Linked DNA regions of Homo sapiens: region 2 is linked to region 1. A link is a loop called in an ENCODE intact Hi-C map of the cell type or tissue named here. Cell type or tissue: A673. All regions are shown on one strand. Each heading gives the region's core, and the rest is flanking DNA. Links, peaks and the distances in the headings are about the cores only. Region 1 overlaps LINC02405 (long intergenic non-protein coding RNA 2405). Region 2 overlaps LOC124903050 (a long non-coding RNA gene).

The links. Hi-C counts contacts between places; a loop is a spot of excess contacts. Peaks named below come from ENCODE experiments on the same cell type or tissue, not always from the same donor. Only the 100,000 strongest peaks of a DNase experiment are listed, where the experiment ranks them.
Region 2: a loop joins it to region 1, with 3 times the contacts of the local background. A loop is called at or near these places in 5 of 110 quality-filtered maps.

Annotation. Positions count from the first base shown.
Region 1 is chr12:127,016,913-127,032,140 of GRCh38, reverse strand. It overlaps LINC02405 (long intergenic non-protein coding RNA 2405), which reads left to right. Exons shown (of 7, transcript NR_104646.1): 2 at 75-274. It overlaps LOC105370063 (a long non-coding RNA gene), which reads right to left. Exons shown (of 6, transcript XR_007063518.1): 5 at 4,609-4,671; 6 at 4,104-4,204. Among named protein-coding and RNA genes, the nearest start is that of LINC02405, 36 kb to the left of the region's middle. In A673, for the core only: a CTCF peak has its summit at 6,410 (motif pointing left); no DNase peak of the experiment used is centred there.
Region 2 is chr12:127,280,025-127,295,252 of GRCh38, reverse strand. It overlaps LOC124903050 (a long non-coding RNA gene), which reads left to right. Exons shown (of 3, transcript XR_007063523.1): 2 at 4,684-4,836; 3 at 9,292-10,605. LINC02376 (long intergenic non-protein coding RNA 2376) reads left to right here and starts at 10,970. Exons shown (of 4, transcript NR_146537.1): 1 at 10,970-11,111; 2 at 11,617-12,017. RefSeq lists a silencer at 14,319-14,378. In A673, for the core only: no CTCF peak of the experiment used is centred there; DNase peaks (open chromatin) are centred at 8,382 and 8,772; H3K27ac peaks cover 2,346 bases.

The DNA.
Region 1 (15,228 bases), core at 5,398-7,897:
TCAGGCTGTTGGGGCATATACTTTTTCTTTAAGTCACAAAGGAATGATTATCTTGTCTGCTACTTTTGTTTCAGATTAGAAAACCTGAGACCCAGACGGGGGAAACTGCTTTCCATGGTTAATCGTCAACAACTGGCCAGGATGGGACAGAAGCCCATACATAGCCTTCATTCCAGGGCTCAGAACAAAAAGAAGGCAGTGGCCTGGGCTGCACCTGAGCTTGGCTTCACATAGGAGGGATTCTGGAACGCAGGATCCTGACAACGACCTCAAGGTTAGAATGAATGCCAAAGATGCCTTTTTTGTGTGTGCTTTTCTTTTTTAAATAAAATACAAATTGCTTATTTCATCTGTAAAATGGGGAGTATCTCACAAACTCACAATTGTGGTATGAGGACTGAAATGATCACCTGGAGTGGCGATCCTAACCTCCAACTTTCCCTAAGAAAGAATTCCATTTTGTGCATAAAAATTCATGCTTGTAACTAGTGTGTTTATCCAAAATGAGACCAAGAGAAGATTATTTTCCTCCAATAGTGCAAGCTAATAAATAAGACACATTTTAAAGCTGTTTCTAATTAATAAAAGCATTATATCCATTAAAGAGTCGTAACTTAAATCTATCTTCTTAAAAGAAGTAGCTTACATTGCTCATAATTGTGTTAAATGTTAACACTTGCATCATGAGTTACTTCAGAGAAAGGGTAATAAGCCCCACGTGGCTCTCTGCCTCTCTTTGTTAAAAAGCGATCACAGAAACAGGCACACATGCGTTTAAAAAGAGGCCTCAGAAAAACATCTTTCCTGTAGAATTAACATTGATCTTCAATAGCTTGTCCCACTTTTGCATTCTTTTTCACAGATGAAATAGTTGTTCTCCATTGTAAGGCAAAACCGCTTTAAGAACTCAGGGTTCAATCCTGTTGCTATTCTCAGGATTTACTTCTGGTGTTATGGTGTTTTTTCTTTGTAATTTCATTACAAAAAATGTTTATAGGCTACTTCTGAGCCATAAGCTTTGATTACTTTAATGATCACACAACACATATTCTGTAAGCATGCTTTCGATGTGCATCCTGGTGTGTGAGTATTTAATTATATTACTTGAAACAATTCATAGCTGAGAAGAAGATAAGGTTAACTTTGGTAAGGGAGAATGTGAAAATTGCCCTCCAATTCTTTTCTAATGAAACTGTGTTTGTGTCTGTGTGTGTGTGTAGATATATATATATATATATGTGTGTGTGTGTGTAGATATATATATATGTGTGTGTGTATATATATATGTGTGTGTGTAGATATATATATGTGTGTGTAGATATATATATGTGTGTGTAGATATATATATGTGTGTGTATATATATATGATACATATATCTATACACATATAATACATATCTAAGATATATATATCTTATATATGTATCATATCTATATCTATATATATATAGATATAAAATATATATAACACAACAAAATATTCCCTAAACATTTTGTGTCAATCCTATGTTAGGCAGTGAACTCCAAATTTGACCAAGACGCAGCCTTTGTCCTGTTATTTTTATAACCTCCAAGGGAGGACACGGCGCCTGTGGAGGTCATCATTTTGATCATTTCGCAAGGTAGACGCTGGCCAGGATGATGACAGAGATGTAGACCTGATGCCCAGAATCTCAGGAGTGTGAACGTCTTGTTTTCCCATCATAAAACAGGAAACGTCATTCCTGGGGAAGAACACCCAATGAACAGGCACCTCCTTAGAGAGATGGTGCATTTTTAACTAGGAAGAAAGGAAACATATGTTCAATGTAAGGACAACCTTTACAAATGGGAAGAAGAGAGATCTTGGCTGATTTTACCTCTGTAATTATGGCAAAGGGACAATTGAATGGGTGGAAAGTGAACATGCAGTCCTTCCTTTGGAGTAAGGTTATTAATTTTGGTTTTACCTCTGTATCTCATTTATGCAAGGTTCAGGAAATATTCTGTGATGATAGCTGTATTAGATTCCTAGGGGCTACATAATAAAGTACCATTACCATCAACTACTTGGCTTAACACAAAAGAAATTCTTGTCTCACAGTTCTGGAGCCTGGAAATCTAGAATCAAGGTGCCACAGGGTTGCTCTCTACTGGAGGCTCTGAGGGAAAGTCTATTCCATGCGTCTCTCTGAGATTCTGATAGTTTCCCACACGCTTGGGTGACCCTTGGCTCGTGGACATATCACTCTAGTCACTGCTTCAGTCTTCACACGATGGTATCCCTGCGAGTTTATCTGTTTTCTCTCATTATACAAACACCAGTCATATTGGACAAGGGGCCCATCCTCCTCCCGTATGACTCCATCTCAACCCAATTACATCTGCGGAGACCCTATTTCCAAATAAGGTTGCACTTCACATGTATCAAGATTTAGGACTTCAACATATCTCTTAGGGAGACACATTTCAGTGCACAAAATGGTACTTACAATAAATATTTTACGTGGGCTCAAGTATATATAAGTAGCCTGAAGAGTTCCATAGACAACCATATAAACATGAGTGGATTTCCAAAATACAGTGCTAAGGAGAAAATGTTAAAACAAAAAAGACCAGGAATAAGAGCACAATACTATTTATTTATATGGAAACTGTGTCACCAGCTAATTACTATATATCTTTCAGGAATAAATATTTTTAAGCACAAATATCAAATATATTAGAGTAGTACCTATGGGGAAAAAAGAATGATGGGTGGGGATAGGGATGAGATGAGTGGTTTAAAACAATGGCCCTAGATTACTTTAAATTTGTCCCATTAAGATGTAGGTTCTATGTTTTTTCCCCTTGAGTTTGAGTGGGTTTTTGACAGTTTCAACCATTAAAGTATTGCAGAAGTGATGCCTTCAGCATATTTGGTTCTCTTGGGACACTTACTCTGGAGGAAGCCAGCTGACACATGGGAAGAAGCCATGTGCAAATACAGAGTCAACAGCCCCAGCTGAGCTACAAGTTGACAGGTGGCATCAGCTGCAGCCATGTGAGTGCACCATCTTAGACTTGCAGCTCAGTTGAGCCTTCAGATGATGGCAGCCCCAGCTGATAGCTTATTTTAATTGCAGGAGATCCCACACAAGACTACTGAGCTGATCCCTTGCTCTACAAAATTAAGAGTAAAATCATAGTTATAGGCCAGGCACGGTGGCTCACGCCTGTAATCCCAACACTTTGCGAGGCCGAGGTGGGCAGATCACGAGGTCAGATGTTCAAGACCAGCCTGACCAACATGGTGAAATCCTGTCTCTACTAAAAATAGAAAAATTAGTCAGGCATGGTGGTGGGTGCCTGTAATCCCAGCTACTCAGGAAGAAATTGCTTGAACACTGGAGGTGGAGGTTGTGGTGAGCTGAGATTGTACTATTGCACTCCAGCCTGGGCGACAGAGTGAGACTCCATTTCAAAAAAAAAAAAAAAAAATTCATAGTTGTGTTAAGTTGCTAAGTATTGGAGTCATTTGTTATACGGCAATTCTTAACTAGAACATAAACAGAAACAATGAAATTAAATAAAAAGGGAGGCCTTGAATGGGTGAATGTTGATGATGTCCTATTATACAGCAGGCAGTATATCAGAGTGAAGGTGACTGAGACGTACAGGGAGTGACAGGGAATGTGTTGACAAAGAGAGCACAGGATTGTCCAGAGAGGGCAACTCATTCAAACTCCAAAGAACAATGAGCACATCAAAGGAAACCTGTGAGCTAAATGCAGCTTCCAAGGCCCAGGGTTTGTTCTCAACTCTGATCTAGGTACATATTTACCCAGCTCCCCCATCTCTAAATCAAAGCAGACACACAAGTGCTTGGCACATTCCAATTGGTGAACACAGATTTTAAGATAATCCCCATCTTGAAGCACTCAAAAATATCAGGCAAGCAGCCCCCTATTTCCAGTGAAAAGATCAATGCAATTGCTAATGTAAATATTTAGATCTTAGAGATCTAGGTACAAAAATAAAATATTGATTTTATAGTTTTAGCTCTATATAGTTTTAAGACACATATTATACAAAATAACACAGGAACGTAGATATAATTTTCCACTTAATTAAAGAAACAATTTTATTCATATTGTTTTGGCTCACGTATTAGACTTCAGTGCTTTCTTCATCACTCATGGAGTTATCTGACTGGGTGCTCAGAATTCATCATATTCACTTCTGTCTATGTGTTTTAAGAGAAAAATACATATATATTATTTTCAATACAAGCACAGTGTGTATATATATACACACACACATATACGCATACATATACATATATACATATACACACACGTATACATATATACATATATACATATGTATATGTGTGTGTATATTTATGTATGCATACATATATACATATATGCATACATAATGTAGAAATATACATGTGTATACATATATGTATGTATTGAAATTACATGCATATACACATATGTATATATGTATGTCTGTGTGTGTGTGTGTGTATATATATATATATAGTGCTTGTTTTGAAAATAAACTAAACTACTTGTATCCATTTGCATTGCATTAAGGTCTTTTTGGTTGTTGTTGTGTAATGTTATATTGGCAGCTACTTACCACATTGTGTTTTCATAGGATCTTAAACTGCAGGTAGGAAACTAAACTTCAAGGTCTACCAGCCTGTAAGAATAATGACAAAATCGTTACTATGTGCCTTCATCCCTTTTCTCGCTAGTTGCATGAGTAGACTTCCTTTAGAATCTAACATTAGCACCAATAGAGGTTGTTTCTGGTTGATTGGTCTCCCCCAGATGTACTTTGTGTTAAACAATAATGTGATTGGGAGGTCAGCACATAACACGCACTATTTTTCTCAGCGTTAATGTGAGGGAAAGTTTTATTTTGTATTTAGGCATATAGGGGAATTGTCACCCTCCCTTACAATAAATGTTAGCATGCCCTGTGTGTCTTTACATTGCACAGAGAATCCTGGACTCAGCAAACTCTCTTCTGTTATGACGCCAACCCACCATGTTTATGTCCTGTGAGTACACAGGTCTCTAAAGGCATCAGTCTTCCAAGGCAGAGGGTGAAAAGGTGATGCTGAGGAGGTCCCTGATTGTCAGTGGTCTACCTCTACTTTCACTAAAGAGCCACTCACGTCTTAGTATCAGACGGCCTAGGTGGAAGTCACTATGAAATACCCACGTGCACATGCCTAACTTATTCTGATAAGTGTTGTGTTGCCAGAAGACAAGTTGGTGCCTAAAAACATACAACAGACTTAGAGGTAATCTGTAATTCATGGTGAAGTTCAACTCCTTTTAATTTTTCCCTGAAATGTACAAATGCCCATATCGTATGTCAACTCCTTTTTGAATCATAATGAGAAGATCACTTCATTTCAATTCCATCCATTCATTTCTTTCTATTTTCCCACAGTCATCCACTCTGTAAATGAATAATTATCACACATAAGAGAATAACAACATATGCACTGTTTGGCTTATAGGGTCAAAAATGGCAGACACAAAGAATTATTTTGGTAAACACTGACGAAAGTTTTTATGCTTTAATTATTGGCTGAAATGCAGTAGAGGTCACTGCTTGCTCATTCTCCCTTCCCCACACCCGCTAAATCACCTGTCAGTTTAAAGTAAATTTTAGTAGATTCAAAGCAAGACAAGTGACTTTTGTAACACAGCTCTGGGTATATCTCTCAGTGATGTGGGCATTTTGTGCCCTTGTTTCTTAGGAAAGCTCTTCTCTAAACCGATCTAGCCAGATGCAGAGCTTTGCATGAAAACATTCAATAGATAGAGAAATGGGAAAGGGTGACAGGGATCAAGGATGAAAATGGAGATTTCTCTCCTGTTAAGAAAATTGGTATCTTCTTACTACTATCAATTCGGCATGAAGGGAGAAATGGGTGTCTGCTCTGCCATCTTGCTGAAGTGCCATAGTGGGTAAAACAAACTCCACCCTCATTCATTCCATAGGTCAGAGCCAAAAGCTGCATTGGCCACTATAGTGGTTTTGTGAATGATAGAGCTGTCATGGACCAAAATGGAAACTGGAGAGAACAGTGTGTAAAGTTTTATGGGAAATTCTAATTAGAATCAGATGGAGGTTTTTTTGGTTTGTTTATTTGTTGTTGCTGTTGTTTTGGTTTGTTCTGTTTTAATGGACTTCTAATGTACGTGGGCACAGATAGATGCACAGTTAAAAAAGTAAGCAAAACAGGAAGGTAAAACTGAAATGAATTCCCAAGCTCTTATTGATAGAAGTGTGGGCATGATGGTAGGTGGTTATTATGCCATTGGTCTTGAAGGCTACTCGTGCCTTCATGTCTTGCCTTAAAAGACAGCTCTATTTTCCCTCCTCTAGTAATAGAGCCATTGTATCCCCTTGTGGCCATAGATAGTATTATATATACTCCAATTTCAAAATCTATAATTCAGTTGATCAAAATGTCAGGTTTTACCAAAAATACTTCACCAGGCAATGCAGAAGAGCCATGCCTGGGAATATTTTTCAATGATTACTCATTGGTACAATTCTAGGATATGACTGAATTACTCTTTTCATAAAACTATTCTTTTAAAATAATTCTTTCTTCTGTAATTAATAAAAAAATCAAGTGAAAGGCACAAATGAACATTTTTCCCTAAGTGCTAGAAATCAAGCATTTGTTTTAGGTGAAATGAGTTTTAAAGTAATCGTCAGTCATTCAACTAAAAGTGAAAGCAGCCAGACAACTAGAAATCTGGATTAGCTTCAGATTGAGTTGGAGTCAACTTTGTTTTCATATCTGGTGGCTCAGTTTGATATGCATTATATTTGAAAATGATGAATTCCAAATATATAAATTCCTGATGCAATTCTCAAATACAACCTAGAGACTTGAAGACAAGACTTAAAACTGTGTCTTATTTATCTGAGTTTTCGTAGCACAGAACACACAGGCTTCATAGTGTTGTTGGCTAAATGAATGTGGCCCATGTGAGAAAGCATTGAGGTGGATGAGGCTTGGAGCCACAGGTTCTAAACCCAGGTGTGTGACTAACTCACCACTTACCTTAGATAATGTCCCTTTACTCATCTAAGTTTCAGTTACAGTCTTTACAGATTAGGAATGGAATTCTGCACCCTGCAGAGCCCTGGCTTCCTGTCACTGTGTTGATGCTAATACACAAGGATGAACACGTGGACCTGTGGTGAAGGTTTGAGCTGAGCTGTGTGTGTTTTCCTATCTCTGTTCCTCTTGCCATTCCTAAAACCAGAGCTCATTTCCCTTTCTGTTGATTCCGCTTTTTACTGACCAATTAAGAAAGCACTGATTGAGTACTGACTGTATGCAATGGGCCAGTGGAAATGTACTCTAGGATTCAGGGGTGATAATGGCAGCAGATTTTCATTATGGAAGCGACCCCAGTGAAGACAGCAGTTTCTGGCGTCATGGAGATCACAGCCCAGTGATGTGATAGAGACATGTCCACCCGTCCAACCACCCATCCAGTGAGCATTGGTTGAACAGATTGTGTTGAATGCAACAATGGAATAATGTCACCAGGTTTATGGGTGATGATGGTGGCAGATTTTCATGATAGAGAGGTCACCCCAGAGGGAAAAACAGTCTCTGGATTACAGACACATTTTCATTTGCTGGGGAAAAGCTGCCCCAGGAAGCTTCTCAGTGTAGCTGACCCTGCCCCCAACTGCTCTTCTTACAGCATTTTAGTATGCCTGTTAGTTAGCAGAATGATGTACATTTTACCCCATAGGTCCTTTTTAATTCCTCATTTGCCTCCCGCCCTTCCTCCTTCAGAGTCTCTAATGTTCATTATCCCACTCTATATCCCTTAGCTTACCCATTGCTTAGCTCCACTTATGGGCGAGAACATGTGGTATTTGGTTTTCCATTCCTGAGTTACTTCACTTAGAATAATTGCCTCCAGCTCCATCCATCCAAGTTGCTGCAAAGTACATTATTTTGTTCTTTTTTATGGCTGAGTAGTATCCCATGGCATATATATGCCACATTTATTTTATTTAGTTATCAGTTGGACACTTATTTGATTCCATATCTTTGAAATTGTGAATTGTGCTGATACAAACACACATGCAGGTGTCTTTTTTATACAATGACTTATTTTCCTTTGGGTAGATACCTGGTAGTGGAATTGCTGGATCAAATGGGTGATCTACTTTTAGTTTTCTGATAAGTCTTCATAAACTGTTTTTCATACAGGTTGTACTAATTTACATTCCCACCAGCAGTGTACAAGCATTTCCTTTTAACCACATTTGTGCCAACATCTATTGTTATTTGACTTTTTAATCATGGCCATTCTGGCTGGGGTAAGGTGATATCTCACTGTGATTTTAATTTGCATTTTCCTGATGATTCGTGATGTGGAGCATTTTTTTTCATATCTTTTGGCCATTTGTATACCTTATTTTGAGAAATGTCTATTCACGCCATTTGTCCAGTTTTTAATGGGATTTTTCTTTCTTGCTGATTTGATCAAGTTCCTTGTAGATTCTGGATGTTAGTTCATTGTCAGATGCATAGTTTGCAAATAACCCTCTTTTTACATTGTAAAAACAATTAATTTTAGTAATTCTCCCAATCTCCCTCTCCCCACAAAATAAAAACAATTCAGTTAAGCTTGACACAGAAGTTTGACAGGATTTGTAAGATCTTATTCCACAGTGGTGCACGTGGAACACTTTCAGATGTAAAGTGTCCTGGGGAACATTTTCTCTTCTCTGTTCCATCAGTGTCTCTCTGTGCATTTATCACCTCGTTACTGGGGAAAAGGTCTGGGGTCTGATATTTGAGGAATTTTATGGCTCAGAGAGCAGGCTAAGTAGCAAACATGTTCCGTTCCTCCTCCTTGCCCCTCTGATTCAATCAGGATGGGAGGATGCAAAAACAAGAGAATGAGGCTTCCAGCCATTTACCAGGTGGTTACATATTCATTCTCTCTGTCTCCTGAAAGCTCTACCAGTGTCTGGACGGGAACCATCTACTCCAAGTTGTGAGGGTTCATTAAATGCCAGGCAATGTACTATGCATTTTAAGTATCATCTCATTGAATCATTTCCAGACCCTTATGAGGTATCATTATTCCCACTTAGTATTTGAATGCTAAAGAAAACAAATTCTCAAAGGACTAAGTCTACCTAAAGGCAGTAGACCTGTTGGATTACTGTTTGGACTTGGAATTAAGACAGAACTGGATTGACTCTCATCTCTCTCATTTCCTGGCACTGTGACCATTAGTAAGTTACTGAAATTGTTTGAGCCTCCATATCTCATCTGTAAAATAGAGATGATAAGAACATGGTGAGGGTCAGTCGTTCTGTACCCTGCCTGGAAGAATATTGGTTGTTGCTTATGGTTAGTGGTGAGGGAAAAATAAGGGAAGAAGAAGGGGAGTTGTTATACCACCAAAAGAAGTGGGGCTGAGCTGAGCTGAGCTGAGCAGAACTTGGCTGGCTTCGCTGGGTCTTTTGTTTTTTTTTTTTTTTTTTTTTTTTACCAGTTTGGGGCCAAGGAGATAGCTTGCACATTTGGTGAATTGATTACATATTGGGTTTATTAGTTTCTTGTGGCTGGTGTAACAAATAACCACAACCTTGGTGGCTTAAAACAAAAAGGAATGTATTATCTCAGTTCTGGAGAGGCCAGAATCACATGCTGCCAGGGCTGTGTTCTCTCCAGAGGCTCTAGGGGGGAGTTTGATTCTCGCCTCTTCCAGCTTCCGTTGGCTGCTGGCATGTCTTGATTTGCAGCTGCCTGGCTCTACGCTGTGCCTCTGTGGTCGCCCTCTCCTCTGTCTATGTCAAATCTCTCTCTCGTCTGTCTTCTAAGTTCACACTGAAGGACACTACGATTTCATACAAGGCCCACCCAGATAATCCAGGGTTGCCTCACCCTGTCAAGATCCTTAACTTAGTGACATCTGCAAAGACCATTTTCTATGTAAGGTAAAATGAGTAATATTGTAAATTGAATAATATGCAGATTCCCAGAATTAGGACCTGATATTTCTGTTGGTCATTATTGAGGCTGATACACAGCAGGATTAGGCAAATAAGTAAATACATTGGAAAAAAATGAAAGCCAGGTCTCTGAATAACAGAGAGATATAAACATGGAAGGGAAGAAAACTATAATAAACTTTGGGTTGTTGCACTGGAATGGGAGATGTCAGTATGAACACATACACATACTTTTTAATATAGATATAAATCTATGTAAACAGGCATGTGTGTATGTTTGTGTGTGTAGATATACACACACAGTTATGTATATTTCTTGTTTACTGGCAGGACCTAGAAACACTGACATTCCAATAGCAGTGAAAATACCTAGCGCCCAGTTGATGGTTTCTACATAAGGACCTCTTTCAAATGAAAGGCTTCTAAAAGAGACGATTGATTCCCAGGATGGGATAATCATTGTAGAACATGAACCTGAGCCATCTTATTGTGCCAGAAAGTCAGGAAGTGCTGAAAACATAATAAGAACATAGGGATGAAGTTGATGGGGTCTGTTGGCCAGGGGCACTTTGAACACCAAAATTAATAATGACAGTAATAGTATATAACTTTTAAGTTTTTTTTGTGTGTGGCAGGGTGTTACTCTGTCACCCAGGCTGGAGTGCAGTGGCACCATCTCCACACACTGCAACCTCTGCCTCCCAGGTTCAAGCAATTCTCCTGCCTCAGCCTCCCAAGTAGCTGGGACTACAAGTGCACACCAGCATGCTTGGCTAATTTTGGTATTTTTAGTAGAGATGGGGTTTCACCATGTCGGCCAGGCTCATCTCGAATTCCAGACCTCAGGTGATCTGCCTGCCATGGCCTCCCAAAGTGCTGGTATTACAGGCATGAGCCAATGCACCCAACCAGTAATGGTATATAACTTTTTGAATAACTAGGAATTCTGCTATAAATAAGGAATTAATAAATAAATAGGGAGAAAATAAAACTTTTTAATAGTGGAATGCTAACAGGTAAGTGTACAAAGATTATGGATGGAATTGGGAAAATAACTGTTTGGCTAACAAAGTAATAATTGATGAAGACTAGAATCATCAATGCATGTTAAAATTAACAGGTGAATGTTTGATGAGAAATGGGATATTCACGTAATTTAAAATTATCTTCCTATAGGATACTTCTTAATTACCAATTCATTAATGAGTACAAAATATTTCCTTAGTTATCCTCTCAATGGAGAAACTTGGCAGACAACAATTCTATGCAGAGGATAAAAATGAGCAACTCCTGTAATGGGAGAGCTGATAAAAGTTATCGTTGCTGTGATGGAATGAGCTGTCACGACTTCTCGTGCTATATACTACTTTGAGAAGAATACAACCCTATTTTCCATTTCTGACAGTAATGGGAGAACTAAATCTAATTATAAGAAGACATCAGAAATATCCGAATGGAGAGATATTCTGCAAAGTACTTGCCCTCTGTTCTTTAAAGTATCAAGGTCATGAAATACAGAAAGGACTGAAGTTCCTTATTTACGAAAACTAAAGGGACGTGATGACAAAAGGTGATGCATGATCTTGACTTCCATGATCCTGGACCAGAAAAGAAAGGAGCATGTTTATAGCAGTACAATTCACAATTGCAAAAATGTGGAACCAACCCAAATGCCCATCAATCAATGAGTAAAGAAACTGTTTTATATATATATATATATATATACACACACACACACACACACACACACACACACACATATATATATACACACATATATATACACAATGGAATACTACTCAGCCATAAAAAGGAAAGAATTAATGGCATTTTCAGCAACCTGGATGGGATTGGAGGCTATCATTCTAAGTGAAGTAACTCAGGAATGGAAAACCAATCATCGTATGGTGGGAGCTAAGCTATGAGAATGCAAAGGCATAAGAATGACACAGTGGACTTTGCGAACTCAGGGAGAAAGGGTGGGAAGGGGGTGAGAGATAAAAGACCACAAATTTGGTGCAGTGTATACTGCTCGGGTGATGGGTGCACCAAAATCTCACAAATCACCACTAAAGAACTTACTCATGTAACCAAACACCACTTGTTCTCCAATAACCTATGAAAATAAAAAGATTTAAAAAGGTTGAATAAAAAAAATCCTGTGCTTAACGAAAATAAAAGAAAAGAAAGAAGGAAGAGAGACTTGTTTATTTTGCTTAATTGTTGGTGTTGGCTATAAAACACACTGGAGGCACTGGAGGTAAAGTTGTAACGGAGTCTGTTGATTAGACAGAAGTATTGTATCAATGTTAATTTCTTATTTTGATGGTTATAGTGTGGCTATATAAGAAAGTGTATTTCCTTCTTAAATAAAAATAGACATTGAGATATTTAGGGGTAATGAAGCATAATTTCTGCAATTTACTCTCAAATGACTCAGAGGGAAAAACAATACATACAGAGAGTATCTAAATTAGAAAGAGAAAAAATGATAAGGCAAATGGTGTCAACTGTTAACATTTAAGTAATCTGGGTGAAAATTACTCATGGGTATTTTTCACTATTATAACTTTTCATATGTTTCAAATTGTTTTTTAAAAAGAAAAGAAAAATAGGAACAAGTTCACAGTTGCTTAGAGTATCACTGGGATTCCAATTCATGCCTGTCTTCCTGCAAAGTCTGTACTGTGAATTTTTTTTATTTAACCTTTTTAATTTTTTTTTTATTTTCATAGGTTATTGGCAAACAAATGGTGTTTGGTGGCATGAGTAAGTTCCTTAGTGGTATTTTGTGAGATTTTGGTGCACCCATCGCCCGAGCAGTATACACTGCACCAAATTTGTGGTCTTTTAGCTCTCCCACTCTCACCCAGTAACTGGGGGTGGGACAATATTGGTCCTCAGCTTTTGATGTCTTCATGATATTTATTCAACCTATATTTATGGTGCACATATTTGGCCAATATATGCCAATAACAGCAATTAATAGACATCAGTTCCACTCTTAAAAGCTTCCATTCCAGCTGCAGAAGAAAAAACAAAAGCAAAAATCCGTAACCAAAGCACAAAGCAAAGCAAAACAAAAACACAAAATAAAAAGGAAAAAGAAAAACATGATAAGAAGATAAAAATGTCATGAAGCTATTCGTTTTACTCAGGGTTCACAGAAGGCATTTCATAAAAAGTGATGATTAAATTGACTTCTAATTGACACAAAAGACGATTGCAAGAAAATCTGGTCAAATCCTCCCTTCCAGCGAAAGGCAGAAGCAAGTGCATGGACCATGCAGCACAGCCAAGCTTGGCTACACTCAGAGCACACAGGCTCATGGCTGGCATGAAGAGAGTGCCAGAGAAAGTGGATGGAGGGAGGCAGGATAGGAAGGTGCAGCTCACGTTGGGCCTTGTGGGTGTTTGGATGTTTTTCTGGCGGAGTTAAGAAGCAATTGGAAGACTTTGAGGAGAGGAGCAACATGATCTGAATTGTTTTTGAAAATCATTCTGAATTCTTTGAAAATAAACTCCATTACCTTGATTAATTCATTGTTCATCTCAGGGACTCAGTTTCTGTATCACTAAAATGAAAAAGGTGGAGTAGCTGGAGCCTGCTCTCCCTGACAGCACAGATCTTACAGAATGTAATGATCGCCCTGAACCTGAAGGCCTCTTCTCCTGGTACTACCCCAACTCACTCATGGCTGCACCCACACTTCCCTGCCCTTCCGAGATCCTGATCTCCGTGGTGCAGGTTGTTGGGAGCTCAGCCATTGGCTAGTCTTTGGAATAAAGGAAGGAAGGAATGATTGCAGCTCAAAGTGCAGCTGGGTTCTTTTTTTTTTTTTTTTTTTTTTTTTTTTTTTTTGAGACGGAGTCTCGCTCTGTCGCCCAGGCCGGACTGCGGACTGCAGTGGCGCAATCTCGGCTCACTGCAAGCTCTGCTTCCCGGGTTCACGCCATTCTCCTGCCTCAGCCTCCCGAGTAGCTGGGACTACAGGCACCCGCCACCGCGCCCGGCTAATTTTTTGTATTTTTAGTAGAGACGGGGGCAGCTGGGTTCTTGACCCACAAGCAGCCTCCTTCTGGAGTCATCGTAGAGCAGAGTTCCTCTGTCATTTACTGCAAGCTTTATTGGGAAATTCCTTGTGATTGCTGCATAAAAAATACTGTCTTGGTAATGTTGTTCGGTTATACAAGATGAAGCATTAGGGAAACCCCGCACTCCTACTACAGCCAGATACACTGCCCCAAAAAACAAGAAAGAGAAGCACTAAGTTTCTCGTGGTGAGATTATTCAGTGGAGAAAGACGGAGAATCCCCCTCAACCAGTTAACAACAAATCTTGCTTCTGATGATGCCCAGCACTTTTGATACCCCTCAAAGAGAAATTGTTACCATGTAACAGTGGTACTTTTTTTTTTTTTTTTTTTTTTTGAGACAGGGTCTGACTCTGTCACCCAGCCTGGAGTGCAGTGGCATGATCATGGCTCAGTGCAGCCTCCCCAGCTCAGCAATCCTTCCACCTCAGCCTCCTGAGTAGCTGGGACCACAGGTGCATGCCACCATGCCAAGCTAATTTTTATATTTTTAGTAGAGACAGGGTCTCACTCTTTTGCTCAGGCTGGTCTGGAACTCCTGAGCTTAAGCAATCCTCCTGTCTCAAGTCTCCCAAAGTGCTGGGATTATAAGCGTGAGCCACTGTGCCCAGCCAATGGTACCTGTTCTAAACAAGGAAGTTGCTCCGTGGTTCGGTTTACTAGCCTCTTCTCTCTCTACCTATACTTGCTCTCTGGGCAAACTTATGCTGGAGATGGTTTAAATACAATTATAGATATAAATAAATTAATTAATAAATAACACTGAGCTTCCACTTTTGGAAAGGTGGGACGGACTTACTTTATTCTTCTCTACAAGTACAACTAAAAATCCTAGACATATCTATTAAACAACAAAAAAATAAACAACATGAGAAGGCTGTGAAAAGTGGAGAGAAGGTAGACTGGCCAAGAACCACAGGACCCAAGAAACAACATGGTTTTCAGTCTCCTGGGTTTTATTGTTGCTTCATTGATCCCAGATTTGGAGCTGAAGAAGTAAGCAGCAGCCCACACCTGCTTGTGTGGCAAGATCTCACTCTCAGATGCTCATGTTACAATTCCCCACTTCCTGGGCCTCTTTCTTGTCAGGAGCAGCTTAATTTTAATAGGAAAGAAATAGCAAATCCATGCT
Region 2 (15,228 bases), core at 7,405-9,904, 260 kb before region 1:
ACAAGGGGAAGTGGTCGAAGCAGCCAGGTGGTCATGAACAGCCAGCACACACAGGGCCAGGTAGGAGAAGCGAGAGGTGAGGGCTTGGCATTTATTCTCAGTCCATTGGGATGTCATTTGTGGGTTTTTATTAGGGAAATGTTATGACCTTATTTAAGTTTTAAAATCACCACTTTGGATGCCTTGTGGCTTATGTTATAGGAGCCAGATTGGACACAGGGGGCGTGTTTGGAAGCTGTCCAGACTGATCCAGGCTACAGGAGGAGTGCAGGCAGAGAGAGGGAGACAGAGCCAGGGTGCAGTTCCACAATCCAGAAAAGGGACTGTGTACTGCACAAGCATTTACAGAAAGTGACAGGCCCAGTCTCAGGCACTGCAGGGCGGGGAGTGCGGCCTCCTGAAGCCAAGCAGGGACACAGGCTTGGAGGCCATCCTGTGCTGGATGCGGGGTTCAGGCATTTAAGGTGCTTGGAAGGCCGGGGCTGAATGGACTGTTTCATGTTTTGATAGCAATGCCTTGCCCACTTTGATTTTAGTGTGTGTGTGTGTATGTGTGTGTGTGTGTGTGTGTGAAATGCTACAAATGAACACCCAGAGGGGCAAAGCCAAGTGAGAGAACTGTCATTAAGAATCCAGCAAAACACTGATGTTCATTGTGCAAATTGACACATTCATTTGGAAGTCACTTTGCAGTCCCCATAGAAATGTTAAGTGTTCAGGCACTCAGAACCAGCACTTTCACCCTGAGGGACTCAGGCGAAATGATCACAGTGTGATCTCAAACTTGATGAAATACATGTGCACAGGAGGCAGGGCTAATTGGTTTGGAGGGCACTGAATTCTAGTGAACCTTAGCTTAATCCCCCGCAGCACTATGCTGTACCTGAATTGGCACCTCCTTATGTCGTGGAGGCTCAGTTTTCTTATCTGTAAAATGGGAACACTAATATGAATCATTCATAGGATTGCCGCACGAGTTCAATGAGGTTTTGCAAGACAACACTTTAGCAGGCCTGCAGTAGAATCCACCCATGTAGGCAGGGGCTGTGATGGGCCCCGTGGAATGCACAGTGCCTGGCCCAGGGCTCTGGACACAAGTGTGTAGACGGCTGCGGCTGCACCCTGCATCCCCCGCCTCCCAAGGTGACGCAGTCACTGTGAGAGCAAAACCAGCCACTTCCCTTAGAAGCCCTGAGCCTCCTTTATGGTCACCTCTCAGGTGTGCATAAAGCACACCTGAGTTTCTGGAACCTCTGCCTCTTCCTTGCTGGTGGAATACCTCCTCGCAGAGGCCTGGGCTCTGCATCCTGAGAGATCACTGGAGGGGCTGGATGAGAAGAACCAAAAGTGCAGAAAAATGCAGTCCCAATGGAGGGACTCTGTTCAAAAGAAAATGAGAGATGGGCACACAAACACTCCTCCTTAAGCCAGGGTTAAGCCAGGGTTTCCCTGGGCGGTGCCACACCCCACAGAAATCCTGCGTGCCAAGTGCATGCATGGCCCGCTGAGCAGGCTGCTGCCTCTCTGTGCTTGCCCTGCAGGGGGAGCTGGTGTGTAACACAGCGCTCTGCCTCATGGCTCATCTTCCTTTGCCTCATTTGCATTTGTCCTCATCTTTGCTATCCTACGCATGCAGCTCAGGGATCAAGCAGCAGCTTTGTGGATCCTCACCTGGGCTCTTCCTGGAGAACCCTGTGTTGGGTGCACAGTATCAGGAGATGGTAGGATTGCATAGGCACTTGTGGAATGATGGAGTGGAATCTCAGGTGTGACTATGAGAGGCATCAGTGATAAGGTGAGTGTGAGATGGGGGTGGGGAGTGGGAGAGGGGGAAGAGACCGCCTAGCCATGATCACAGCACAAATACCCTGAGGCTGGAATGGATGGAGATCAGCACAGGTGTGAGCCAAGCTTGATGCTGGAAAACAAAACGAGGGAAGGAAGGCAAACCCAGTGATGGGATCCTTGAAACACGAGGCTTAGGTCCTCCAGGTACTAGAACGAAGAGAATCAGAGTTCAGGAAGACAGACAGAGGCTTCATGTAGATGAATACACTGGGAATGGTGGAGTCGAGAAAACAGAAGAGGAGCTCTTGAGGGAGTGCCGAGGAGTGAGGGGTGGAGAGGGCCCTGAGTGTGGCCATCGGAACATAGTTTTCCGTAGACGCCCCAACACTGTTCCCGAGCACTGTCTCCCCATGAACCCTCCCACAGAGGTTTGCCTCGTCCCCCCAGTTACTAGCTGTTGACTAGACACATCTCTAGGATGGGTGTGGCTCTCTTCTGGAGACCCTGGGGGATCCAGAGAAATAAGGGCTGGGGTCCCAACCCCCAGTTTCCCAGGATACTCAAGGGAAAGGAGACTACTTACCGGCATGATGTCTTTTGGGGCTGCCTCAAAGCATCCTGTACTGATGCACTGAGGGGGGCCACAGAATTGTCTAGCCTCTGGGAGTCTGAGGTTTTCCCCAGAAGACATGGTTGGATGAGGGAGGTTTGGTGGGAGGTGACAGCTTCAGATAGCCTGGGCCTTCTTCAGCTTTCCTAGTGTCCTGTTTGCAGGATCTCCAGACCCAACTCAGAACATTCTGCGTACAGAAACCTCAGCTTAGAGAGGGTAAGGCATGTGAGAACCAGAGCAGCTACACTGGACAACCCATTAATGAGCTGCCTCATTGCGGCAGCCACATACACACCAGATCAGCCACACTGGACAACCCATTAATGAGCAGCCACATTGGAGCAGCCCCATACACATCAGAGCAGCCACACTGGACAACTCATTAATAACATGTGTGTGTATAACGTGTGTGTGTGTGTGTGCACATGGGAAGAGAGTATATATATACACACACACACATACTGTCATTAATGGGTTGTGTGTATGTGTGTGTATATATATGTGTGTGTGTGTACACACATACATATCTATCTATATCTGTATACAGATATAGCATAAGTTCTGGTCTGAGTCTGAGGCCTGGGCATGTGGAGTACCAACATCTCAGAGTAGAAGGTGGATGTCCCAACTCAAACAGAAAGAACAAGCCTGCCCTTCCTCCACCCTTTTGTTCTATTTGGACCCTTAGTGAATTGGAGGATGCCTGCACACATTGATGAGGGTCATCTTTATGCAACCCACTGATTCAAATAATATTTTCTTCTAGAAACACACTCACAGACATATGCAGGAATAGTATTTTACTGGCTATCTGGGCATTCCTTAGCCCAGTCAAGTTGACACATGGAAGCAGCTAGCATGGTGAGAGCACGTTGGGTGCTGGCATTTACTTTCCATTGCAGTACAGTGTGACACTCAAGCTGTCTCCTGTTTACTGATACTGATTGGTCAGGGGGGTTCAGTAATAGCCAAATTGATCCAGTGATTGAAAAGTCATCATCTGCTATTAATGGTTTAACAAACCCTAATGACCTATGGATATATATATATATATATATATATATATATATATATATCTTTATATATATATCTTTATATATATATATCTTTATATATATATATCTTTATATATATTTATATATATTATTATATATATCTTTATATATATCTTTATATATCTTTTTATATATCTATATATCTTTATATTTTATATATTTATTAAATAATAAATATATATTAATAATAATATATAATATATATAATATATTATTATATATATTATATATAATAATAATATTATATATATTAAATATATAAATATACATATATATATTTGCCAGAGATTTAAAAGTAATGGTTTTCTAAAATTCCTTCATAATTTTAGGCAGAATTTGTCTTTAAAAAAATGCCTGGCCAACTCTTTGGCTATGCTGAAGTATAGCTCATGCAGAAAATATGAGATAAGCACATTTTTTTTTTGAGACAGAGTCTTGCTCTGTTGCCCAGGCTGAAGTGCAGTGGTGCATTCTCAGCTCACTGCAACCTCCACCTCCTCGGTTCAAGCAATTCTCCTGCCTCAGCCTCCTGAGTAGCTGGGATTACAGGTGTGCGCCACCATGCCAGGCTAATTTTTGTATTTTTATTAGAGACGGGGTTTCACCGTGTTTGTCAAGCTGGTCTCAAACTCCTGACCTCAGGTGATCCATCTGCCTCAGACTCCCAAAGTGCTGGGATTACAGGCATGAGCCACCGTGCCCAGCCAAACACGTGTTTTTTACACCTTACTACTAGCTTCTGGAATAATAGGTTTGTTTCTTAACATCCTCTAAAGGCTTTGAGGAAGTAACAAGCTTGGTGTGTTTGAGGGACGAAGGGGAGCCTGCTGCAGATCCAAGTTGAAGAAGCAGAAGGATGGCAGTTAGATAAAAAGCAGGGTCTTGATCTCCATCTTAGAATATTTTGATTATAAAACCGAGATTGTTTTCATGACCTCAATTGACCAGGAGAGTGTCCACTATCTAATAGTTTGGAAAAGGTCATCAAATCTTCTGGGGTTTTTATACAGAAACAGTGAGAAAATGCTCAATTCATAAATTTGAAAGAGGCAGGGAGAGACGAAGTAACATTATGTTTTGATCCCATGCTACAGTTTGATATAATTTGATAGTCAGTGTACCAGATGTGCTTGGATTTGGGAGGAGCTAGAAGACACTGCATCATGAACAAAGTTACAATTGCAAAACTATGATCACTGTTTCCTCTTCTGTCCCACCTGCTACCAGAGTCCCCTCCCAGTGGGGCTGCGGCCATGCTGAGCTGAGCTCTGTCTTCTCTGTGGATTCACAGTCCCAGGCTCGTGACCACGAAGAGGACCTGGTGAGGGTCAGAGATGGGGACTCACTGAGCCAGGTGCTTCTTCACCCACCTCACTTCAGGTGCGCTTTGGAGCAGGTAGGACAGGTGCCCTCAACTTTATTATTTTACACGTGGAGAAATAAAGCAGGTAGGGTCATGCAACAGCACTGTGAGCTGGAGGAAGATCTGGACCCCTCTGGCCACAGGGGCACTGTTGCTCACTTCAGTACTCAAAAGGGGATGGTTCCTGGCTGCCCTTGGTGGAGGAGAGTGACCCTGTGATGCTGTATGGTTGAGGACGATAGATAGTTCAGCATCACTGGCTATGCCATTCATGAAATGCTTTAGCTGGAGTAAGTATGCAAATTTTTTTTAAAACCCTCAAACTCCCTAGAGTTGAGAGTCTTCCCACGCACCTCCAAAACTCTTGTGAAAAACCACCAATTTCACCCCAACAAGGAGAGAGAAGAGGCCCTGGGATTGGGAGAGAGAGTTGTGATATTTCAGCAGGTCCTGAATCCACAGAGTCAACCACTGCCCTGCACTCATGCATTTTCATCCCATCGATGCTGTTAGATGCAGTCCATTTAGCGTGACATCACAAGATGGAGGAAGAAAAGCCCAGAGAGCTCATTATCAGGAGCTGTCTAGGAAGGTGTGGGAACAAGTTCTGAATTAATTAAACTTTCACTTGAATAATGAACGCATGCTATTTTATTGCTGAGCTGCTCCAAGATAAGCAAGGAGGCTCCCTCCTGTGGAATGCCTGGTGGCTGGGGGCCTGCCGTTCTCAGCTTGGAAGAAGTGAGAGAGTTCTTTTTAACTCCCTATTGGAGCAAACACACACATCTGGCACATTGTAGGGTGACTATCAGCTCTTCTCCTGACACATGGCTTGGGGTCGGCTGTGCATCATTTTGGCCATCCATCTGCATATTTTGAGGGTGCTCACTGCTGTAAGCACTACAGGCACCTAAAATCTGGTGATTTAATCTCCATCCATTATATCTTAGTTTGTCATGGAGCAATGGTTTATTGCAATCTCTACTTTTACCAGGCAGTGAAACCAAGAGGGATAGCATTCTGTCAGGCGCATTAGCCTATGGCAGGTGCAGTAGGAGCCTCTGCTGAGGGAAGGGCATTCTCACAAAATGTTTACATTCACTTGCTTGCTGTCAGCCTGGGTTCTGAGAAAGGGTGGATGTTTCTGACCTGGAAAATGATTATTTGTACTCACAGTTGGCTACAGGGGCTTGAAACTTTTACAGGCCATTTACAGGTTGACAAAACGAAGCTTCACTTGCATATTTTCCTTATAAACTCATGGCAGATGGTGGTTGCACCTCTCGCAAAGGATGTGAAGAAGTCAGACAGATTTCCACACCCCTTCATTCCCACATCACCATGGGTTTTGCTCCATCTGGCAATGTGGTTTCATTGAATTTGTTCACTCCATAGCAGTTCTTACCTGAATAAAAGCATAAGAGGTGTTCGTCCAATTATCTTAATTTGGTTCAAAAGAACACACACCAGCACTCAAAAGAATCACATTGAGTAAAGTTATTATAAGACAGTGATGTTGAGGCCCGGTGCGGCGGCTCATGCCTGTAATCCCAGCACTTTGGGAGGCTGAGGCAGGGGGATCACTTGAGGCCAGAAGTTCAAGACCAGCCTGGCCAATATGGTGAAACCCCGTCTTTACTAAAAATACAAAAAGTAGCCAGGCATGGTGGCGCACATCTGTAATCCCAGCTACTTGGAAGGCTGAGGCATGAGAATCGCTTGAACCCAGGAGGCAGAGGTTGCAGTGAGCTGAGATCGCGCCATTGCACTCCAGCCTGGGTGACAGATTGAGACTCTGTCCCAAAAAAAAAAAAGAAAAAAGAAAAAACAGTGATGCTAAAGCCACCATTACAGGCTTACTCAACATAGGCAGTATTCCCCATTTTGAAATTTTGGGGTCTCTGGACAGGCAGTATGCAACCTGAGATCCTCTGGGTGTATCTTCTTCTCTGACTTTCACAGATATTAGAATTTCACAGAATCCCTGTTTCTTTGGGCTCCTCGGTGCTACTTTGTATTAGTATCAAGTAACAAAATATTCAACTAGGAGACTGTAAACAAGAGGAGATATCTCATATATCAAGAAGCTGAAAGCCGGGGTCTTAGGGTTGGCTCAGGAGTTCTCCTATGTTTCTAGGACTCCAGGCTCTTTCTTTCTTCTCTGCACCCTCCGGCATGTCGTCTGGCTTAACCTTATCTTCTCATGGCCACAATATGGCAGCCAGAACTCCAAGTATCACATCCTCACCCATTCACATCCGAAGGCAATAAGATGGCAAGTTTTTTGTCTTCATCCTCTCTCACGCCCCTTTTTGTAAGCAGGAAAAGCTGTACAGAAGGTCTCATTGATATCTTTGCAGGTCCCATTGACCCATATTGGGTCCCATGTCATCTATGAAGAGCCTGGGAAAGTGGCTGTGTGTCCAGCATCGATTATTACAGGATGCTGGCTGCATCAACCAGAAGGAAGGAGAAAGAGAGCTATGAGCAGGCACTCCAGAGCATTGTTGCCCAGGAAAATCCTTTTAATCCAGGTTTCCCCAGTGAGAGGTCACTGATTAAGCTTCATCAGTCATCATTTTCTGTGTGAATGAATTCCCATCCCTCTTTCCTTCTGGCGGGATCATCAAGTCTGATGAGGCTGGGGAAGAGGTTTGCGGCCAGTGGAGCAATGAGGCTGTGTGGGGAAGGTCCCCAGAGAGGTAATTCGGCTGTCTGTCAAAAGGACAAGGATACTCAGAGCTGCAGCCTGGAGGCCTGAGGCCTGAATCCAATGCACTGACCTGCCGTGTTCAAACTGTACAGAAACAACGAAAACATTATTTGATTTAACAAAATTAGGAGCTCCTCAGAACCAAGAGGAATGGGGGACGCTAAACGTGGACTGGCCGCTACTGCTAGCCAAGCTGGCCAGTGAGGACATGGTGGACACAAGGCTGTCACCTGTGTGACGTGAGCTCAGCAGCTCATGTACATTTCGCTTCATGCCCACCTCGCCAGCCTGCACTTCCCACACTCCAGCCCCTGTGTACCCGTAACACAAGATCACTCTGAGTACCCAGCACTCCCTTGCGTAGGTTTGGCCATGTCTGACAGCGCATGCTGTTAATCTGTGTACCCATGCATGCACAAAAACACAAACACACACAAACACATCTTTAAAGTGACATAGGTTTTCTTGAAATAATTTCAAAAGACACATTTTTTATTATTTTAAATAGAAGGTCACCATCACTTGCCACAAACAGAAGACATGCAAAACCATATTAAAACAAAATGTTTAAGAATTCCAGCCAGATTTAGTTTCTTGTCAAAGCTCTCTGCCAGAGGCCTGTGTCCTTTTGCTATGGAAGAAGACTGGGACCAGGAGCAGTGGCTCACTCCTGTAACCGCAGCACTTTGGGAGGCTGAGGCCTATGGATCACCCGAGGTCAGGAATTTGACACCAGCCTGGTCAAGATGGCAAAACCCCACCTCTATGAAAAATACAAAAATTAGCCGGGCCTGGTGGAGGGCATCTGTAATCTCAGCTACTAGGGAGGCTGAGGCAGGAGTGTTACTTGAGCCCGGGAGGCGGAGGTTGCAGTGAGCCGAGATCATGCCACTGCACTCCAGCCTGGGTGATAGAGCAAGACTCTGTTTCAAAAGAAAGAAAGAAAAGGAAGGAAAGAAGGAAGGAAGGAAGGAAGGAAGGAAGGAAGGAAGGAAGGGAGGGAGGGAGGGAGGGAGGGAGGGAGGGAGGGAGGGAGGGAGGGAGGGGAGAGAAAGACAGAAAGAAAGAGAAAGAAAGAGAGAGAAGATCGGCAAGGGTTAAAGGTAAAAGGTACACTTCCATGAGAATGACTCAAAGATAATTAATGTGAAATTATTCTGTGATTAAAATAATTCTGTGACTGTCTAAGTATCTAAATCATCTCCTGTCCCAAAGATGACCATCACCCATTCCACCAGGGGTCTGTTCCCCGCCTTCTATGACACAGGGCCCCTGGAGAATAGAAACCCACTTTTATGAATGGGCAGATGCATGGGTAATGCAGCTCCAGGAGTTTCTGTCTGCCGTGATGGGAACATTTTCTGACAAGATGCAAATGAAGCTGCCTCAAGTGCTCCAGAATTATTATTCATCCACAAATAACCTCATCTTAAGCCATTACTTTCTAAAATTTTTTTACTCGTTCTTTTGAAAATGGTAAGCATACAGTCTTGTCTTTGGAGCAAAGTTTGGATCCAAAACTTTACTGCACGTATTTGAATCTAATTGTTCAGTTTCTCAGGTTTTAAAAAAATTCATCCTGAAAAATCTTTCTTAATTCAAGTGTTTTTCTCCAAAGAGTAACATATGTTATGAGGAGGTGAGCTGTGGCTATAGCATTCTGCTTGTGTTTTATACCAAACTGTTACGGGATCTAAGTTTCATCTCTGGGATGGCGATAATATTCAGAATGTCACATTTTGGTGTTTTTTTTTTTCAGATGCAGTGGTTTGAGACATAGTAACTGAAGATATGGACACTAAATCCCTCCATATTTCTATACAGTGAAAAATCAATAATGGTAATTGGAATCTCTGTCTCCCTCAGCCCTGATTTATCCTTCCTCTTTGTGGTTTATACTTTCCATGTATGAACCATAAAACTGTAATGGAGAAACATTTTTGCCTATGAGGAGCAAAGAGAGCTGCTTTGCTGAATGACTGTGAGTAAATGAGGATTCTTTGAAGAAGTGCAGGGCTTCTGTTCCTCCGTGTTGTGGGCAGCACACGCCTGCCCTATTCGTCTTCGTCATGGCTGCACCTGTGCTACAGAATGCTCATAGACTAGTGCTGCCCATGCAGGGAGCCCAGAGGCTGCACTTTCTCAGTTTACCTCATGGCTTCAGAGTGACATGAGGCATTGAAATAAGTGAGCATTGAATCTGAGGGCTCAGGAGCCACCTTCTACCTTTGCTCCTTTGGTGACATGCTAGATGCCCTCTGGTAAGTCAGTTAAATTCTTTGGGCCTCCTCTGAAAATTGGATCCAATGAGGCCAACACTTCCTGTTTCACAGGGTTACATGGGGCTCACATGCAATTCAAGAACAAACTTTGTAATACGAGGCAAAAGATACACAAACAAGCATGTACATTACTCAGACAAAGGCTTGGTCCTATGAGACAATGGGGCATGTTCTCATAAGATTCCTGTGAACTTTGTAGGCTCTTGGGGCTACAGGAAAACAATTTTAATTGAAGAGAGAAAGAAGAATGAGACCAGGATGTGGCCATGGGTGATCTCAGCTACAGAGCATCCTGCCCAAGAAGCCTTGGCACAGTCCACGTGATGTCATGCCCCAGAGTTAAAGAAACTAGTAACTCACTGCAATTCTTGAGTTTATAAGATGACAGACAAAAAAGAAACAACGTGTGGAGATGTTGAAACTCCCTCTGCTTATGAGATAAAAAGAACTGGCTGAAATTGGTTGGAACCAATGTGGCCAAATAAAGTCTGCACAGAACAAGCTTGCTGATGTCACAGCCTGAATTTCAACACAAGTTTCATACTAACTACCCCCAAATTTGCACATGAGACCCATGAGGAGGTATGAAGAGATAACTGTGTGAGGCTGAGGACTTTCCAGACCTCCCTTTTCCTTCTACCAATTACCTACTAACCCCAGAATCCACCCCTAAACCTTTTCTAATAAAATTACTGCCTTAAAGCCAGCACAGGAAGACAGATTTGAGCTGTACTTCTGTCTCCTTGTTGGTTGATGTACAATAAAAAGCTTTTATATTTTCTCAAAAAAAACAGTGTCTTGGTATTGGCCTCTAGTGCACTGGGCAGTGATCCCCTTTGGCCGATAACACATACACAGGGTAGGCAGCAGCCATGGCTTAACTTTGGGTGCCGTTTTCTTGTTAGGCCACTTGAGCCTTGGGTGGCTAAATCCTAAAGCGTGGTTGCTTCCAGCTTCAGAGTCTCATCCATTTTCCTGAGTGCCATTAAAATATTTTCATTTCTGCATGTGCCTTGGCCATGGAAGGGATAGGTCTCTCCTCTCCCAGTCTCCCTGACGGTTGCCAGGCACCTGTTTGTGTTTGAAATAGAAAAACACACAGGATTCCACACCAAGTGTTCTGCCTGAGCAGGGCACTGGCAACCGGGGTGGAGCTGCAAGAGCCTTTGGCCCCATGGAGGGACTGCTGGCTGCCGGCTTCTTCACTTCAGCTCCTTCTGGAGATGACCAAGTCTGTGGTGGTGCCTGAAGATTTAAGCAAGGCCCAGGTCATGCTGGGTTTCATGGGGAGATGATGGTATTGCGTTGTTTGTTTTCATAATAAGCAAGCAGGATGTGAAGAGGGGAAATGAAGTCATCAAAAGGTTTTTGTTCTTCCCAAATTGAAGAATAACAAAATCCGTGAAAATTACGAATTGATTTAAAAAGTCTAAAAAAACCTGAAGTCACCCCAGGTCTTCAAAACCTTAGAAACACTGAATTTGGCAGCAAACTATAAGAATTTGTTGGCTTATTTCTTTTCTTTCTCTTTCTCTTTCCTTCCTTCCTTCCTTCTTTCCTTCCTTCCTTCCTTCTTTCCTTCCTTCCTTCCTTCTTTTCTTCCTTTCTTCCTTCGTTTCTTCCCTCCTTGCTTTTTCTTTTCTTTTATTTTCTTCCTAAAGATAGAGCTACTCAAAAAATAACTAGAAAGAGAGAAACCCACTGATTGGATTCAAGGTGTGTTTATGGGTCAATGTGTGTTTAAGGCTGATATTCAAAAAGCAACATAGTCACTAGAAAATAGCAAAAGTTCTATCCTACAGGTTCATCAGGACAAAGACAAAAATTCCTTAAAATTATCTCAAAAGAGTGAAGAATATCAGAAAATGTTAACAGACTGGATAAAAATGTAGATATTCAGGAAAGTCTAAAACCATTCATAATAAGCTCAAAAATTAAAAGAAGAAATAAACAATCTCAATGAACCTAGTAAAGCCACATCCACAAGCATAGGCCAAGTCACACATGACAGAGAATGACAGATCTGATCCCTGTCTACAGCCAGGGAAGTCTGACACCCTCGCCTGGCCCCCTTCTTGATAGTAACACTGTGGGGGGCAGAGAGGGGTGACTTGGACTAGGATACGTAAAGTGAATCCGGAAAAGAGACAACCTGGATGATCAAGCAGGAACTGATTTAAAGGAATTGATGTCTGCTGCTAAGGTAGGTTATTTTTAAACCTCAGAAGAGGAAATTTAGGAAATGCATTACAGTTTTCTGAGCAAAATAAATGGACTACTTAGAGTTTGAACTAATAGTCTCTAAACCGAGAAAGCCCTTCACGGTTAGAAAATGCGCAGTCTGACAATGAGATCCAAGTGCTTCAACTGTCATGCATTTCAGCTGCCTGCACTTTTTCAAGGACATGCATTACAATTCCACAGAAAGTTCTCTGAGGAGCTAGAGATGGAGAAATAGCTTTCTATGGTATGTGAATATGTCACAAGAGAGGCAAGTGAATATTTGCCCTTTTCACATCCTCATCCTAGTCACTTCTTATCCACCACCGCCTCTGGCCCCACTGTCCTCTGCACCTGGTGTTATGAAGCACAGTGGGGAGCAGGTGAGGGATGGTACACTGTAGCCTCAGGTCCTATGGATGTGGGCTTGGATCCTGGCTGCTTACTATCCTCCCTGGCTGTGTGTCTCCAGATGAGTGATTTAACCTCTCGGCGCCCCAGTTTCTGCATCTGTAAAATAGAACAAATCAAAGCACCTCACTCATAAATACTATTGAGAAGCCTCAGTGAGATATTTCCCCTCAAGCACTGGCACAGCAAGGGAGTGTGGTGGACGTTTCATGAATGATGTTCCTCACTTTAATTTGAAGACTTAACATCCTCATTTCGCAGTTGAGGAAAGACAGGCTGAGAGGTTTGGCTGTTAGATCAACATCACACAGCTCAAGAGTGGTCGAGTTAGGATGTGGACTAAGTCACAGGTTACCAAGTGCCCTTCCAGGAGGTACTGTGGCCTTGCTCAGCCTAGAAGGGGTCCCAGGGAAGGAAGGAGGCATATTCCTGCTAACTATAGCCTGGAAACAAACAATACGGTGCAGTCTCCCCCACAAAACTTAAGTGTCAGAGCACAACCCCTGGTGACCAGAAAAGGCCTCGACTCAAGGTCCAGCTGACAGATGCCTCTGGTCACCTCTAACCCCACAGTGTTCAGTCTGAAATTCCAGCTGAAGGTACAAGTTTGAAGGTCATCATATCGCCCCACTACCTGTCAAGTTAAGCTGAACCCTGGGGCAGGAATGAGGACTGACTTTCCCAAGGTCATGCATGTGGTAATGGCTGAGCCTAGAGTCAAACCTGGACTTCGTGAATTCATATCCTCCTTTGGGGGTGATTTTGGGTTGGCAAGTCATGTGTGTGTGGGGGTCTCCTTCCTTCAGATCCATGCATCAGTGTGAATGACACTCTTCTAATAGATGACAAAGAACCAGACACCTGCCTTTTCACAGCTGGATGTGCCTCAGAACATGGCACACCCAAGACTCAGAGAGGCAAGCACCTTGCTTAAGGCCACACAGTGAGACAAGGACAGAGTCAGAATCTGAGCCTAGGCCTCCTGCCTTCCAGCCCAGGGCTCTTGGGGCCCCACAGCCTTCTGAGAATATCCTATGAGAAAGTTGGCTTTTCTTTTTCTTTCATGTAGGAAACAGAAAAACAGCCAGGAATCTTGAATGTTTATCTAAATATTCTGTTCACAAAAAAACATTTTAACCACATGGACTTGAATGGGCTTAAATTCAGTGGCACGGGGTGTAAATTCCACATAAATAAAAGCACTTTGGATTATTGAATAACTTTCAAGAATGTAAAGGGGCTGTGAGACCAAAAAGTTTGGGAACTGCTCTTCTAAGTAGAAAAAGCTTTTCTTTTCAGCTAAGCATCTAGAATGGCCAAACAGCCTGATGTATCAACACAATAATATAGTAAAAGTAGTAATAGTAATCATATAGTCATAGTCATAAAAATATAGTAATATTAATAATAATGAGTAGGCAGCTAAAAGTTGAGGATTTATCATGTAGCAGATACCTTGCTCTGTGTGCTACCTGCAGGTGCAGAATCTCATTTAATCCTCACTCCAACCCTGTGACTTAGGCGCGCTCATTATCCCCATTTTAGGGGTGGAGGGAACTGAGGTTCAGACCGTGAATTCCCTTGTCCACAATTGCACAGTGAAGGGCAGAGCTGAGATTCAAATTCAGGGATTCCTGACTCTAAGACATCCTGAGAAATGATTCTGCAACTATTACTGGACCCTTTGCAACACTGTCTCCCAAACTCCCTTAAACAAGCAAAAGCGCCCTCAGGATTTGTAAGAGGTGAAATGTCTTCCACCTGTGCACAGGGCAATCCTCCCTCCAGCCCTGCCCAGTGCCCAGGGGTTGGCAGAGTGGCTCCACCTACACCTGCACGGGTGGCCCCGCGCCTCTCACGCAAGTTCGGCTCCCGCTCCCTCCGGTCCCTGTGCAGAGCGCCCCCTGTCGGCCCCTCGTGGAGCCTGGGCCAGCGCAGCGAGTCTTTCCGCAGACACGCCCTCTAGCGCCGGCGGCTGGGAACGCACCGCGGTGCCGCCGGGTCCCGCAGGGGCGTGGCGCGCACCTGGGGATGCACCTGCACCAGGCCGCCTGCCCCCCTGCCGCGCGCGCCCCGTCCTTCCCTTTTTCACTTCTTTCCCTGTTTCTGTTTCCTCTCTCCATCCCCATATCCAATTAAATCAGTGGAAGCTCTCCCGAGGAAGAAGCGCGCAAGCACGTAGAACTCAGCAGGGCGTGGCAGGACCTCACTGGCCCCTCTGCTCTTCGTTCCTAGGCACCCCTCCCGGCAGTGGAGTGTCCTGGCAGAGCTTCCTGGTGGTAACGAGAGGACCAGCCATCAGAAATAGTGTTTTCGTTAGGTTATTGTTCTGTATTTCTATTCAGGGTCCCCTTCAAATAAGTAAAGAATTGCCAAAATCAGATGTCAAAATATGTGGTATGTATTAGCTGCTCACAATGAACAAATGAATGCTTTTAAACTGCAAACGTTCCGATGTTGAGATGAGTTGAGAATACTAATTTCAACGGGAGATTCGATCCTGTGATGGTCACATGTAGAGTGGCCGGGAAGGTGTTTTTGAGCAGCCTTTTCTGCATGACCCTTGTTTTGTTTTGAAACAGGGTCTCAGTTTGTCACCCAGGCTGGGGTGCAGTGATGGGATATCTGCCCAGTGTAGCCTCAACCTCCCGGGCTCAAGAGATCCTCCCACCTCACCCTCCCAAGTAGCTGGGACCACAGGCCTGAACCATCACACCCGGCTAGTTTTTGTAATTTTTTTTTTTTTTTGTAGAGATGGGATCTCGCTATGTTGCCCAGGCTGG